2 separate regions of the Homo sapiens genome follow, and region 1 is linked to region 2. A link is a loop called in an ENCODE intact Hi-C map of the cell type or tissue named here. Cell type or tissue: HCT116. All regions are shown on one strand. Each heading gives the region's core, and the rest is flanking DNA. Links, peaks and the distances in the headings are about the cores only.

Evidence for each region. Peaks named below come from ENCODE experiments on the same cell type or tissue, not always from the same donor. Only the 100,000 strongest peaks of a DNase experiment are listed, where the experiment ranks them.
Region 1: it touches region 2 in a loop (14-fold over the local background); 8 of 110 quality-filtered maps call a loop at or near these places.

Annotation. Positions count from the first base shown.
Region 1 is chr17:81,371,386-81,373,885 of GRCh38, reverse strand. LOC124904083 (a long non-coding RNA gene) reads right to left here and starts at 2,369. Exons shown (of 2, transcript XR_007065942.1): 1 at 2,235-2,369; 2 at 1-151. In HCT116, for the core only: a CTCF peak has its summit at 1,236 (motif pointing left); a DNase peak (open chromatin) is centred at 1,245.
Region 2 is chr17:81,469,594-81,473,903 of GRCh38, reverse strand. No RefSeq gene overlaps it. Among named protein-coding and RNA genes, the nearest start is that of LINC01971, 9.7 kb to the left of the region's middle. RefSeq lists an enhancer at 1,952-2,453. In HCT116, for the core only: a CTCF peak has its summit at 1,966; a DNase peak (open chromatin) is centred at 1,673; H3K4me3 peaks cover 1,708 bases; H3K27ac peaks cover 2,084 bases.

The DNA of each region.
Region 1 (2,500 bases), core at 1-2,500, 99 kb after region 2:
CATCTTGGTCTCTTGGGCCCCTAGGTCGGCTTGCTTGTCCTGACCATGGAGCACAGCTTCCTTGACAGCAGCCTCTGCAGTCATCCCAGGCCGACAGGCAGGCCTCGGCGCTCCAGACAGGGGCCCAGCCCGGGGCCAGTCTCCAAGTACCCTGTGGATGAGGAAGGAAGCAGCTCTCAGGGAAGGGGCACCCCATGGGTCAGCTGGCCGCCTGGTTCAGTCACCACATGGGCACACAGGGCCAGCATGGGTGCACAGGAGCTGGGACACGCCAAGCGCTGGCGCCTGCGTTGTTGAGGGTGCGCATAGCGGCTCGAGGGGCTGCAGTGTTCAACGGGGCAGCCAAGGTGACCTTGGAGTACAGTACTGCGGGCGAGGAGGAGGCATACAGCTGGGGGCATTTCTTTTTCTTTTCTTTTCTTTTTTTTTTTTTTGAGACGGAGTCTCTCTCTGTTGCCCAGGCTGGAGTGCAGTGGCGCAATCTCGGCTCACTGCAACCTCCGCCTCCCAGGTTCAGGCAATTCTCCTGCCTCAGCTTCCTGAGTAGCTGGGATTACAGGCGCCAGCCACCACGCCCAGCTAATTTTTGCATTTTTATTAGAGACGGGGTTTCACCGTGTTAGCCAGGATGGTCTCTATCTCCTGACCTCGTGATCCACCTACTTCAGCCTCCCAAAGTGCTGGGATTACAGGTGTGAGCCACCGCGCCCTGACTGGGGGGCATTTCTGACTGGGAGACTGTCAGGTACAAAGGCCCTGGGGCTTCCAGGAAGGAAAGGAGGCCACTGGGCCTTCAGTGGGGGCAGGAAATGGGGAGGGGAGGAGAGATGGGGTCAGAGGGTTCGAGCCAGTGGCTGGATTCCAGAGGTCCTGGAAGGCCGAGGGGAAGACTTTGGCTCTGGGACTGTGCCTTGGGGGGCCCGTGGAGGGCTTGGAGCCTGGGCTGCTTGCAGGGAGGGAACCAGAGGAGGTCCAAGTGGAGGGGATGCAGGGCCAGGGAGGAGGTGCTGGGTTGGGGAGGGAGCCGAGTGGCTGGGAAGGCCCGAGCTGGACATTGCCTGAATTTTGAAGACGCCCAGGATCTGTTGTGCGTGTTCTTGTGGGTGTGGGGAGCAAAGCCACATAGGAACACAGCCACAGGCCTGTACTCCTGGGGTGGGGGGGCCCCTCAATGAGATGGGTGCCAGAGGGCCAGCAGGTTCCACTGCAACTCAGGGCTCTGCGTGGCCATCTGCTGGGCTCAAGGAGGTCAGGCGGCCGGTTCGAGCAGGAGCATGTGAGGGACGCCTACTCGGCTTGGAGATGTGGACTCCGGAGCCTGCCGCAGAGCATGGAATGGGAAACTGGCGTGGGTGAGGTCATCTCAGGGACGCTGGGGACAGGATGGAGCTTCAGGAGGGAGGAGGGGCCGGGAAGCGGAGACCAGAGACACAGGAGTGCCTCCTGGAAGCCTCAAGAAGGGAGGTCCCACCAGGAAGGAGTCGTCCCTGGGTTGACTAAGAGGAGGCCGAGCAGTGTCCCTTGGAGCTGACACCGTGGAGGCCACGTGACCTGCACAGGCCCTGGTCCCCCCCACACTCAGGCTAAGTGCCCAGGCACAGGCCGGATCCCTCCCAGCCCGTGTGTGGCCACAGCCTCAGGGCCCCTTGCTGGAACAGCCTGTTCCCCCAGCCCCAGCCTCCAGAGAGTTTAGGGAACCCCCACCCTGTGCCTTCTGGGCCCATGGGCATTCCTGGCGGGTGGATCCCCTGAGGCCTCCCAGCCTGCACTGGAGGAGCCCTGCCCCATCCCGCTCCTGGGAGACCCCCCCCAAGCACCGACCCTGGGAGCAGAGAGTCCCCCTCACCCTGTGCCTCCCCAGGACACACACATAGCTGGGTCTGGGCCTTGGTGTCCTTGACTGTGCAACAGATGGCCACAGACTGGGCGCTTCAATGGCAGGAAGCTCTTTTCTTATGGATTGAGAGGCCAGAAGCTGGCCACCGACGTGCGGTGGTGTGGATCCTTCTGGAGGCTCTGCGGGGAGGCCTGTCGAGGCCTCTGTCCCAGCTTCAGGTGGTCTCCAATCTCTGCCTCACTCTTTTTTTGTATACATATTCTTTCTAAAATTGTATATTGTCAGGTGCGAAACTGAATGAAGTATTTCAGTAACTTGCCTGGTAACAAGACCCAGGTTTGAATTTGTCCATTTGACTTCATATATTCAAATGCCCTGCAAGCAAGCTAGCACTTACCCTCGAAATCAGCACCATTTTCAATTTTTCCTTTTTTTGGTGGGTGAGTGTTCTTCTCACTAGGAGTTGACAGATGAAAGCTGCCGGCGGGCGGTGCGGTCCCTCACTGTATACACGCCCCATAACTTCAGGCTCCTAAAATTTTATCTGGTTATTTTTTGAATTGTGGTTATATATATAATCTACCATTTTAACAATTTTTAAGTGCACGGCTCATTGGCATTGGGACTGTCTCAGTGTCTTTTTTTTTTTTTTTTTTGAGACGG
Region 2 (4,310 bases), core at 901-3,400:
GGTTGCATGGCTCCTGGGCTGCAGATGCCAGGGACAGAGGGTGAGATGGGGAATGGCTGTGACTTAGCTCCTGGCTGTGCTTGTGCCTGGAAATGAGTTCCTTGGTTGCAGGGGCAGGGTGGGGTTCCCTGAGCAGGTCTAGAGGTTCTCTAGGCCCATGGCATGACCTCATCCAGAGCAGAGCTTATTCCTGATGAGGACAAGTTGCTGCCCATGCCATAACGGAAGGGACCAAAGTCATCAATGTGCCCCACAGCACTGCCAGGTGCCCGTGAAGCATGGCACCCTGCTGGGATTTCAGGTCCGTTGTGGCTTCTACAATTGAGCCTTCCTCAGTGGGAATCCAGACCAGCCACAGGGAGGGCCGTTTCAAGAGGGAGTGCCTGTGCTTGACCTTCCTCTCTGCACACTGCGAGCCCGTGGGGTGAGCTGCAGATTGGCTGGGGGGGAGGGAGGTGATGGGCACCCCCGGGTGGGTCATGTGCCCACCTGACTCTGAAAAACTCTTCTGCAGTGGGGCTTCTGGTGGGCTCACACGGGCCTACACATGCTCAGCCTCCAGCCACAGCCCAAATGCCTGCTGACCCTCCTCTTCCTCGAACTCCTCCAACTCCTGTCCCCGACTGGTTTGCCCTGTGTTTTTTCCAAGTCCCTCACGTTTGGCCAGATGCCCAGGCACTGCCCAGGACTCTGTAGGCCTCGGCCTTGAACATGGAGACGTCCACTCAATGTGCTGCACTCTGGGAGGGTTGTCCTGCAAGGTGGGGCTGTGAGGGTGCAGCCATCCACTTGGGGCTGGGGCTGGCTCTGTAAAGGAGGCTGCTGCCTCCTCGGTCAACAGGTGATGAGGCTTCGCAGAGGCCATGGGTTTGAGGTGAGGGAGGGTCAGTGTAGCAGGAGTGGCCTCCAGCAGCTTCCTGAGCCTTAAGGGCCTGCATGGGCTCTTTCTGCCCCGTGATGGATGACTGGGTGCAGCTGCGTGCAGCCAGGTGGGCTGGGGAGACCCACTTTATGTTGGACAGCTGGCTTTCAAGGTCAACCGCCGTTGTGAAGGCGGGCTGCCAGATTTAATGAATAAAATACAAAGCTGGGTGCGGGGCTCATGCCTGTAATACCAGCACTCTGGGAGGCTGAATCCAGGGTTCGAGGCTAGCCTGGGCAAAATAGCGAGACCCTCCCCCGCCAAACTCTACAAAAAAATAAAATTAAAAAATTAGCTGGGCTTGGCACGTGCCTGTAATCCCAGCTACTTGGGAGGCTGAGGTGGGAGGATGGCTTGAGCCCAGGAGGTGGAGGCTGCAGTGAGCCAAGATCCCACCACTGCACCCCATCCTGGGCGACAGAGCGAAACCCTCTCTGTCTCTAAACAAATAAAACAGGACGTCAGGTTAATTTAAATTTCAGATAAAGAATGAATAATTTTTAGTATAAGCATACCCCTGATATTGCATGGAACATGCTTTTGTTACAAATTACTTGTTCTTCACCAGCAATGTGAATGACACCTCAGGCTCTACAACCCCATCCTGGACTCCGAAGTTCTGCCGCGGCGAGAGCCCAGCGCTGGGAGAAGAGAACGTGGCGGGTTAGCTGCAGGAGGCCGCAGGAAAAGCTGTGCGCTCATTGGGTCCCAGTGGTGAACTCTGATTGGCTCAGCTTATGTCACATGCCCGACCCAAAGCCAATCACGGTGGCAGAGGAAGCAGAGGTGTTGTGATTGGCCTGGCGTGGGTCATGTGACCGGAGAGTGGCATGGCTGTCCTCGGATCCACGTGCGTGCATGGCGTGTCTCTGCCCCAGAGGAGGCTCTTCCTGCAGCTTCTGGGGCCCTGGGACAGTGGCCTCGGACACCCTCTGAGGGCTTTGGCTTTTCGGAGCCCTGCGTGTCTGGGGGCAGCACTGTTTGCCTGCTGATCCTTCAGAATCCCCGGCTGCTCCACAGTGCTCACAGCCGAGAGCAGAGGCTGCCTGGGCTCTGGTTGCGCAGCAGTGGGCGCTCGTCCCCTTCCTGTCCGGGCCCCCCGACATCACCTCTGGCCTTCTGCACCCTCGCTGTAGATTGGCTTTCCAACTCCACCCCCCAAAAAGACGGGCCGTAGTGGGGGCTTCCAGGAGCACCAGGCCAGGGGTGCTTTGCCCAGGACCAGAGTGGGGACTAACCGGGCCAGTGGTGAAAAATATAATTAGCCTGTCAGTGTGGAGTCTTCCCTCACTGCTCTGCTCACCGCCGGCCCCTGAGCCAGCCTGTTTCTTGTAAGTGAAAACAGATTTCCTGACAAGGGGCAAGATCATAAACTTGTTCAAAGGCTCCCAAATAAAAAGGGCGGTTTTAACTTTTCCCTCTCAGCAAACCAAATTGTGAGTAGGCTTCTAGACCATTCCGTCACCGCAGGAAGGGTTTGAGAGCCTGAGGCTCCTGACTGCTGGGAACCTTAGGGGAGAGGGGCTCTGGGAGGCGTCTGGTTTAACCCACCCCACTGCCATCTGGAACACTTTTTCTCAGTGAAGTCCCAGCCCCTAGCCCCAGCCTCAGTGAGACCAGAGTTCCCACTGGCCTGCTAGCCAGTCTGCCCTGGGGCTGAGGGCCCAGGCCTAGAGGCTGTTCTCTGAGTCACTGTTTTCTGAGGTGACGCCAGTGGAAGACGAGTCCTACCTAGCAAGCCTCTAGTCCTTCCTTTCTCTGCAAGCTGCCTTAGCTCAACTTTTGTCTTCGGATTAAACTAGTTAAAGGAAGCAACTGTGGATGCCCCCCAGAAGTGCATTCTACTAGGGGCTGAGCTTCCTGGAAGGGCAGCAGGACTGCTCCTCTCCCTGGGGGCCTGGAGCCAGCTTCTTTGGCTTGCAGCTGCTCTGTACTGAGGAAGGGCCCTGTCCTGTACCCTTCGTGTGGCTTCTCGGAGTTCCTGGTGTGCTGGGTGCCAGGGCTTCTGTGTGCTGGCCTTCTTCCCTACTGGGCTCTGAGTTTCTTGGGGGTGTGGGCTTTGTGTAATCTTCTCAACACTGCATCCTGGTGCCTGGCACACAGTAGGTCTTGAGTTTGTATTAATACTTGTTGAAGTGACGGACAGATGGATGGGCAGATGGACACAGGAATGGTTGTCAGAGAAGGAAACAAGAAGTGGCCTTGCCAAGAACAGATCACGTCATCAGGGGTTGAGAACCAGCATGCACTGTCCCCTGCTTTGATGGGACAGGGACATCACAGGCCTATTCTGGCAGGATGACAGATTCTAGGATATCTGGGATAGGCTGGAGGTGTTGAGTTTCCCCACCAGCCCTGGGTATCGTGAGGGACCCTGCTGTCCTCTCTGTCCAGGGAGACAGGACTGGAGATTTTCCCTGAACAGTAGGTGTTGGCCCAGGAAGCCTAGGGTGCTGTGTCAATCCCCTGCCTTTCCTTTCTGTAAATGGGTGCAGTCAGTCTCGGGAACCTCCAAAAAACAGACAGGAAACGCCCATCAGAGTGGGCCCCGCTACTCTAAAGCACAGGATAGAGCCTGCCTGAGAACTCAGTCTCAGCAAAGGAAAGGAGCAAAAGACACCAGAGGGATGTGGAATGTAAGAAAACAGATGCTTTTCCCAGTTCCGCAGCGACATCAGGCCCGAGACCATGTGGCATACTCATGGCAAACCCTGCTCTGGGCTCCGAGTGGCGGCTGTCCATGTCTGGTCTTTTTTTTTTTTCTGAGACAGAGTTTCGCTCTTACTGCCCAGGCTGGAGTGCAATGGCGAGATCTCAGCTCACTGCAAACTCTGCCTCCCGGGTTCAGGCGATTCTCCTGCCTCAGCCTCCCAAGTAGCTGGGATTACAGGCATGCACCACCACGCCTGGCTAATTTTGTATTTTAAGTAGAGACGGGGTTTCACCATGTTAGCCAGGATGGTCTCGATCTGACCTTGTGATCCACCCGCCTCGGCCTCCCATGCTGGGATAACAGGCCTGAGCCACCGTGCCCAGCCTTAGTGTCTGCTCTTGGTCTGCTGCTTCTTCCTGCTTTGGGAGGCCTTTGCTCAGGCCCTCAGGAGTCCAGGGGGCTGAATGGAAGCGGAAGTGTGTCTGGCCTTCGGAAGTGATGTAAGTGGCCCAAAAGCGTTGACTGCGGACCTGATCTCTGTGACGAGACACTGACAGAGCGGAGGCTTGGAGGCCAGCCCTGCTCCTCTTTCTGCCTGAACTGGGCCTCTCAAGCCTCCCTTGGGTGTGGGTGGGGACACAAGGCCTGGGGCTTGAGGTTGTAGGCCAAGGGAAAGGGGCTGAGACCCCCATGCTGACTGGGCTCTGCCTGTGCATCCATCCAGAAATCCCTTGG